Regions from separate parts of the Homo sapiens genome. Here region 1 is linked to region 2. Evidence: read pairs that join two places in POLR2A ChIA-PET (ENCODE). Cell type or tissue: IMR-90. All regions are shown on one strand. Each heading gives the region's core, and the rest is flanking DNA. Links, peaks and the distances in the headings are about the cores only.

Region 1 (4,398 bases), core at 265-4,264, 190 kb after region 2:
AATAGCCAAGATATGGAATAAACCTAAGTTTCCTTCAGTGAATGAATGATTATTTCTTTAAGGAAAACGTGGCATATAAACATATTGGAATACTACTCAGCCTTAAAAAAAAAACAAAAAAAAACCCAGGAAATTTTGTCATTTGCAACATGAATGAACCTGGAGGACATCCATATGTTAAGTGAAATAAGCCAAGAACAGAAAGACAAATACTGCATGACCTCACTTATATATGGAATATAAAAAAGTTGAACTCATAGAAGCAGAGAGTAGAATAGTGGTTACCAGAGACTGGGGTTGTGGTGGATGTAAGGTAGGGTATGGGAAATGGGGAGATGTTAGTCAAAGGGTACAAAGTTTCAGTTACATAGAAGGAATAAGTTTGTGGGTTCTATTGAACAGTAGGGTGACTATACTTTTTTTTTTAGATGGAGTTTTGTTCTGTTGCCCAAGCTGGAGTACAGTGGTGCAATCTCAGCTCATCGCAACCTCTGCCTCCTGGGTTCAAGTCATACTCCTGCCTCAGCCTTCCGAGTAGCTGGGATTACAGGCACCTGCTACCATGCCCAGGTAATTTTTGTATTTTTAGTAGAGACAGGGTTTTACCATGTTGGCCAGGCTGGTCTCAAACTCCTGACCTCAGGTGATCTGCCCACCTTGGCCTCCCAAAGTGTTAGGATTGCAGGCGGAAGCCACCACGTCCAGCCTAGGGTGATTATACTTAATAATAATCCAACATTGCTAAAAAAGTAAATTCCAAATGTCTCACTCCAAAATACAATAAGTGAGATGATGGACATTTAATTAGCTTGATTTAGTTATTTCACCTTGTTTACATATACCAAAACATCACTGTACCCCATAAATATAGTTAAAATGGTATTAATTTGTCAATTATGATATTAAAAGAAGCTAATGAGTTGTTACTACAACACAAAAATATGCTGGAGAAACATATCTTTGAAGGAATGCTGTAACGAATAATGACCCACTAATTAATTTGATCAGACTGCATACCGAAATTTTTATTTTTGTTTATTTTCAGTAAAGGAATACTTATATTGAAGTTTCTTTCCAGTTTTAAAAAAAATTACTGTTGCTATAGATAAAATCAGAGATAAAGAAAGGAAGGGACAATGACATTTAAAAAAGCTTAATTTCTGGAAATTAGTAGCAATTACTAATCTTCTGATGTATAAACAGAATATGACTCACCATTGTCTCTGAAATTAAAAATCTCTGTAAGAAATATGAAAACGTTAAAATTTTAAAGGAAGGAATATGAGCACCTAAACTGTGACAAGCGGATATATTGGTGTTTCTATTATACATAATTCAGCTAAAGACACTGATTTTTAATACTTAGAAAACTGGCACATTTTCATAACAAATGCAGGGTTCTTTCTAGGCTACTTACAAAAATATATTAATTTAAATAACTATGAGTACTTGTAAGAATGCTCTTTGAAACTATTCACTATTTACTTAAATAATGTTATATATTATTTAATTTATATATTTTTAAATATAAATATTATTTAAATTAATATTTAAAATATTATTTAAATTAATATTTAAAATATTAATTTTCCTCACATTTTAATGGTTTTATAACATGTTGTAGTAAGATCTGAAAAAAAAGTGACACAGGCACATTTAAAATCATTAAAGGTTGGAGAAGGAAAAGAAAGAGGGTTTGTGGTATTTCTTTAGACCTTGTACATGTACCTTTCAGTCCCATTACTCCTCCCCCAAAGTCTGAGAAAGGCATTCAGAAATTTTACAAAATCTCTTTTCGGAGATTATTTAAAACACACATACCAAAACCATATGCCTATCTGACTAAGGTGACTATGGGAAGAGTGAAGGAGTAGAAGAGCATGTAGATTTATCTGTACTGTCGGATGCTGGTGCTTTACACTCTAACGTCCAAAGTAAAATTAAAATGGTCACAGCAATCCACTTATAGTACTAGAGATGTTCCTAACCAATTGAATTGCATAGGGTGTCATCAAAGAAATTATAAATCAACAATGTGGATGAATTTAGATATAATTAAGCTCAGAGACTTTTTTGTTTTGTTTTAATGTAAAGAACAAAACAATGGCTGGGTGTGCTGGTAATCCCAGCACTTTGGGAGGCCAAGGTGGGAGAACTGCTTGAGCCTAGAAGTTCAAGACCAGCTGGGGCAACATGGCGAGACCTCGTCTCTACTAAAAGTAAAAAAAAAAAAAAAAAAATAGCTGGGCACAGTGGCATGTGCCTGTGGTCCCAGCTACTTGGGAGCCTGAAGTGGGAAGATTGCATGAGCCAGGGAGGTTGAGGCGGTACTGAGCTGTGATCGCACCACTGGACTCCAGCTTGGGTGACAGAGCGAGATTCTGCCTCAAAACAAAAAAAAGTATAAAACTGACATCAATGAACGTACTTAGAATTTTGAAGCTGTTTCTAAATCTTTAGAAAATGTAGGGATAGTGCTAAACTCTACATGAGATACTGTGCTAAGCCTTCCCATCATGTTTTTACAATCATTCATAAGAGTGCAGTCAATCTGACAGGTGAGCTAGTAGTCATGAGGCAGGATTTATGCCCAGCATAAAAACGTGCTTAACAAAAATGTAAAAAACTGATAGGAAAATTCTTTAGTCTTACGAAAAGGAGAGCAAAAGTCTGTATCTAATATTCTAGACAGGGCCTTTTATAAAGGCAAATAGCAAGAATTAATGAACTTTTTCAGTTCCTATACTTCTATGTTAGATAAATGTTAAGGAAAAAAAAAAGGCTCCAGTTACATTTTTTCATTCTGAATAAACAATGGAAAAGGCAGACTGCATGTTATTTTGAAAGAATGAGCAGGTACAAAAGTATCTCCTACACAGGTAGAAGAATCCCTCAATAATGGAGCATCTTTATTCAGAGAAAAGCTGTCCTCTTTAAAACAGAAAGCAAAGCTGAAGACAGAATCCAAAATCCTGGCTCTGGTCCTAGTTCAGACACTAGCTGTGAAAGTCAGGTAAGTCCCTTTTTTCTTTGGGCTTCCATTTCTACTAATTTCTAGAAAAGTTATACTGTTACTCTGAAAGATTTTTCTTATGTTTTTGTTACCAATTTTCTTAGTAAATGCATTGCATATGTTGAATAGTATTGTCAACATGTGCAATGCATTTACTTAAAAAAAGACGTATCTGGCCTGGCACGGTGGCTCACGCTGGTAATCCCAGCACTTTGGGAGGCTGAGGCTGGTGGATCATGAAGTCAGGAGATAGAGACCATCCTGGCTAACATGGTGAAACCCAGTCTCTACTAAAAAAAAAAAAAAAAAAAAAAAATAGCTGGGCGTGGTGGAGGGCACCTGTAGTCCCAGCTACTGGGGAGGCTGAGGCAGGAGAATGGCGTGAACACAGGAGGCGGAGCTTGCAGTGAGCCAAGATAGCGCCACTGCACTCCAGCCTGGGCGACAGAGTGAGACTATGTCTCAAAGAAAATAAATAAATAAATAAAAAAGATGTATCCCTACATATGTCAGTAAAGCACTAGAATAAGCTCTTCACTTGTCAATGTGGATATTTAGCAACTAAAAGTAATTAAATATTTTTATGTATGCTTCACACATATATATTTGGAACATAATACAAAATTAATGTTTGTTGAATAAACAAACGAATCCATCCATTCATCCGTCTACCTCCCAGGTAAAAAAATTATAACGTTTACTTAGGCTAAATCAGGCATGGAGTTGTCACCATGGCTAAAGCCACTCCATGTGCAAGAGGAACATCTGGCTAGAAATTAAAAGATGTGAGTTCTAGTCCCAGCTCTGTTATTAACATTCTACTAATACTTAATTTGCGTGGCCTCAGTTTGCCCATCTATGAAAATGCAGATACTAAAATCTTCCCTCCATAGATGAGGACAAATAAAATGACATAGGAAAGACAGAACTTTGAAAAAAATCAAAGTACTTTATAAATAAAAGATATCAGCTTGTGATTTCATACCCATAAAGAAGCTGAATTTAGCAGTATGACAAAAAAGATTGTGAGAAGGAAGGAAAACTACCAGAGAACTACATCCTCCGCTTCATCGGATTTTCTGCTTGGGGCTAAGAGTTGCCCCTTAGAATGAAGCAGATGCTCATAGTAACTCCTAAGCAAACTCTCATGGCACTTGACCATGCTGACTCACTATTTTTTTCTTTTCTTCCTTTTTCTTTACTAAACAGACTGTATACCATATATAACTTTTACAAAATAACAGTTTATTGAGATATTATTTTAATATATTTATTTATTATTTTTTTGAGACAGGGTCTTACTCTGTCGCCCACGTTGGAATGCAGTGGCATGATAGTGGCTCACCGCAGCTTCCACCTCCTGGGCTCCTCCCACTTCTGCCTCT
Region 2 (4,398 bases), core at 116-4,115:
AGTCAAATATAAAAAGCCATATCATTTCACCAGTAAATAACTCAGGATATATCTCTCAAACAGATGAACTTATAAAAAAAAAAGTAACAAGACCACCATCACATCTTAAAACACCACGAATTCCTTTATATTAAATCTTATCAGTGTCCAAATTCTCTTGATGTTCCCATAAAAACTTTTTAAAGATTATCTCAGTCAGGATTGGCAGAAGATTATCAAAAATTATTGTAATTGTTGATGTTACTATATACCTTCTAATATAAGTTTTCTATAGGTTGTCTTTTTTTTTTTTTTTTTGCTTGCAATTTGTATGTGGAAAAAAAATGGGTGAAAGTTATTTGTTCCACAGTTTCCAGCAGCCTGCAATTTGCAGATTCTACTCTTGTGGTATTTGTTAATGCATTTCTCAAGGGTATGGCATGGGCCTGGGGCTTACATATGCATTTAGAGTAAGGGGGAAATTTTATAGAGATAGACAGGTACAAGAATATTTATCATAGGTATGTTATAATAGTGAAAAATGGAAACAATTTAATTATTCAACAAATAACAGCATACCTAAATTAGATACAGCCATTTCATGCAATATTATATGGCTACTAAAAGTCATGCTTTCCAAGAATTGTATAAAAAGATGTTAATATCACATGAGCAAATTAGGATAGAAAGCAGTATACAAATACCACAATGGTAAGTTTGTATAAAAAACATTAAAATATAATTTATTTCTGAGTCATAAGGTTATATATTGTTTAAATTCCCCACAATGAACATGCATTACTTTTATAAACAGACAGTACAATAAACATAAAAGATGTGGGATCCCACATCATCTCACATTACTCTAAACCTGTATATTTAATGAACACTCAGTTCTCTGTGGTTACAAACGTGAGTCACGGCACTATTCAAACAGCTGAGGGACCTAGGAAAGGTAGCTGTCAGTTGGGCTGGGTGTGGGGCCATGCATGTTTATTTTGAGGTGATTCTGATGTGAACTCCTGATTATGAATCACTGGCCTAGAGCAACACACTTGGCCTTGGCATGTGATTGGGGGTGACATTTCTGTCGGGCTGTGCACCAAGGCAGGGGGCTATAGGAGATGAACCATCTGCAGAAGGTGAAGCACCCCATGAATGGTTGTCCCACAGAGAATGCGGGGTGACCTGGAGAAGTGTACTCACTTTCCACTTGGAGGGTCCAGCTACAGGACAGCTGGCCTTGGGCGTTGGAAGCAGTGCAGCTGTATGTCCCACTGTCCCTGGTCCGGGCTTTCAGCAGGCAGAGGTAATGGGAGCCAGCATCTTCATAAACCTCAATGCTGCCTTCCTGTCTCCTCACGGGGGTGCCTTCCAGGAACCAGGCCACTTCAGGCTTTGGAATCCCGGAAACTACAGGGCCAGGTAAAGAACGTGAGCTCCCTATGCCCTGGAGAGCACCCTGTGATTGTGAGGTAGGTGGGGAAGGTGTGAGCTGGAGGAAAGGGCTCAGTTTGGTGTGGAGCTGCCCTCCCACCTCTGAGTCTGCTTCCTCACCCTCAACCACACTCCACAAGACGAAACCTCTTGAGAGAGTCAGGGGCCTTGAGGAGGATGAATACAGCGTGATGGGCAAGGTCTCCAGGTTGGCCAAAGCCAGGCAAGGGGAAGAAAGGGCGGAGGAGACCATGAGGTTTGCTTTTCGATGTTGGCGATAATGAGGGTGTTTCTTCTAGGGTGGTAAGAACTAGGGCCAGGGCCAGTACTCTATCCAAGAGCAAACAACAGGCTACTGTTAGGGGTCTCTCCAGAATAAAGGGCATTTCTACAATGAGTCACTCCTAAGGGGAAGGCCCTTGTAAGGTGGTTTTCTAGGGGAGCTAGTCCAAGAAGATGAGTGGATATAGGTGATGCAGACTAGCTGGGTGCTGAAGGAAGGGAGTGGCCACCAAGGGGCTACATTTTGGCAATCGGTGACCCTAATTACCTCTACTCACCTTCACATCTGAACTTGACAGTTTGATTTTCCTTGACCTCCTGGCTTTGGGGCTTGCTCTCAAATTTGGGGAATGCTGAATCCCTCTGGCCCTCCATGGGGATTCTCCTGTTAGCAGCCTTGCTCACAACATCTTGGCTCCCCAGGCCAGGCTGCCTGGTGGGGAAGGTGGCTGGACGGGGAGGAGCTGGCCTCTTCCTCTCTTCTCCAGAAGGTGATAGGACCCCCAGGCCTGGTGCTCTTGGTTCCGGCTGAACTCTTGCGGCCTGCAGGGTGATGGAGCTGGAAGTCTTCTGAAGGACCGGGGTCTGCGGGGCCGTTCTGGGCGAGTCCTTGCATGACTCCAGCTTGGACTCCCTTGGGGGCTGAGGCTGGCTGTTTGCAGCCCAGGGTGGGGAGCCACCTCTCTGGGGGCTGGAGCAGTTCTTGCTTTTGGCTGCAGCCTCCAGACTGTCCAGCTTCGACTCCTTTGAGATTACATTGGTCACCTCTTTCCTGACATCTGAATTGGTGGCTTTTGTTTCTCTCACAAATGACCTGTGTGGTGGTGAGGGTGGGGGTAGGGTGGGTGAGGAGAGGGGAGAATAGAATGATCATCTGGTTACTCACAAATATTACTCATCACAAGCACGGATTCCAGGGATCACAAAAGCCCACAAGTTAAGGGCAAGTAAGAGCATCTTTCTCTGCAGTTTGCCCAGTTTCCCAAGCCACAGCACAAGCAGCCATTCCCGACACTTGCCTGTCCCACAACCCTGCCCAGAGCCCTGCTTTCCCTACAGTTCCCTTCTCTACTAGTGCCTCCGTAGTTCAACCTCTGCCACCGGTGTCCCGTGTCCACTCTGCCCTCTCTAATCTATTTTCTATACAGCGACCATAGTCGATCTTTTAAAAACATTAATCAAATTATGTCATTTCAAGCCCAAGGATTTTCCAACAGCTTTTCCACTACTTTAAGAATGAAACTGAGCCCCACAAGAGGGCCCACAGGAATGCCAGCTCCTGATCGTACAGACATTGGCCTGCCATTCACCAGGCTGCGGCCACACTGGCGTCCTTCTGGGTCCCCATGGGCCCATCTCTTGGTTCACAGCTTGTACATGCTATCCCTGCTGTTTGGAGCACACTCCCTGAGCTTTTCTTCACCAGCTAACATTCCTTTGCACAGGTCTGAGCTCAAATACCAAGTTCCCGAAATGGCTTCCCTGCCCCTCTATTCTAATCAGTGCCTTCCTGTTGTCCTTCCTCACAGACGCATCCCAGTTGGTAATGTGCGTTCGTGTGGTTTAAGCCCTCCTCTACGCCCACCCCTGCACATCCAGCATCTAGCGCCGAGCCTCACACACAGGAAAGAGGCTCCTGCTGGGTCTGGGCTGGATGAGTGAACAGATTCCGCCCTGGAATGAGGAAGGCGGCCTTCTCAGAGCAGTGTTCTTCCTCAGGATGCTAACCAGAGAAGAGACTGTGTAGATACTGTGAAAGGTGGCAACACTGAGTTTTCCAGTCTCAATACTGACAGCAACCTGAGATAGAACCCGTGTGTCATATTACAATAGGAGAACAAGACAAAACACCCAAAATAAAACAACATCCTCCAAATGGCCAATTCTTCTGCCCCATAAGATGATTCAGAAATTCAGGGCATTTCTCGGTAACATCCTTGCAGGGCATTTCAAGAGGGAAAACGTAAAAGTCACAAAGCCTAGACATACCTATTGGCACTGTCCAAACCTGGAAAAAGGGGGAAGGGTGGAAAGACTGTTAGTAGAATGCTGTATACACCAAAATTTCCCTCCCCAGGCACTTCCTCATCACCGTGGTCCCACCCTGCTGGCTCCTTCCAGCTTCCCTGGTGCTGAACGTCTTTGGCCTTTGAACTCCCCCCAGCCCTAGAGTACATTGTCAAAGCTTCAGGTTCTGTCCTTTGGGCTTCTTAATAGTGGCTGGTGCTACCATACCCTGAGGGCATGGAATCTGTTTCTGTTCACTAAACAGAAGGAAAAAAAACCAATCCAGGGACAAACAAACATCTACTGAAAATTCCAAACCCAAATGCTGTAACTTACCAGTGTACAGAAAAGCATACTTTTAATGTTATCCAGTTCTTCAAAGAAAAAACATAAAATACATATTTTTCCTGCTATATTCTTTCTCAAATTTTATCATGGTAAACTTAAAAATATACAATAGTAGAAAGAGATAACAAACCCTGAAAGCCATCACCACGATTAAGGAGATACCACATTTTGCCAGTCTTATATATCCATTTTTGTTTTCTTTCGTTTATTTGTTTTTGAGTATTTTAAAACAAATATCAGGCAACATATTTTGTCATGAAGTCCATCAGGAGGGAATAGTATTTAACTGAATGTCAGGGCAGGCACACATTGCTCTGGGTGTCTGGTGGCATCTCCTTATTCAGC

The links. ChIA-PET counts read pairs that join two places held together with the same protein. Peaks named below come from ENCODE experiments on the same cell type or tissue, not always from the same donor. Only the 100,000 strongest peaks of a DNase experiment are listed, where the experiment ranks them.
Region 1: POLR2A ChIA-PET joins it to region 2 with 6 read pairs; 2 of 35 experiments call an interaction of 5 or more read pairs at or near these places.

What each region holds. Positions count from the first base shown.
Region 1 is chr3:123,925,029-123,929,426 of GRCh38, forward strand. The region is part of intron 12 of CCDC14 (coiled-coil domain containing 14); the gene reads right to left. Among named protein-coding and RNA genes, the nearest start is that of CCDC14, 34 kb to the right of the region's middle. In IMR-90, for the core only: no CTCF peak of the experiment used is centred there; no DNase peak of the experiment used is centred there.
Region 2 is chr3:123,731,711-123,736,108 of GRCh38, forward strand. MYLK (myosin light chain kinase) reads right to left here. Exons shown (of 34, transcript NM_053025.4): 9 at 3,688-3,706; 10 at 1,977-2,512; 11 at 1,186-1,392. Among named protein-coding and RNA genes, the nearest start is that of MYLK-AS2, 44 kb to the left of the region's middle. In IMR-90, for the core only: no CTCF peak of the experiment used is centred there; DNase peaks (open chromatin) are centred at 901 and 2,611; H3K27ac peaks cover 3,324 bases.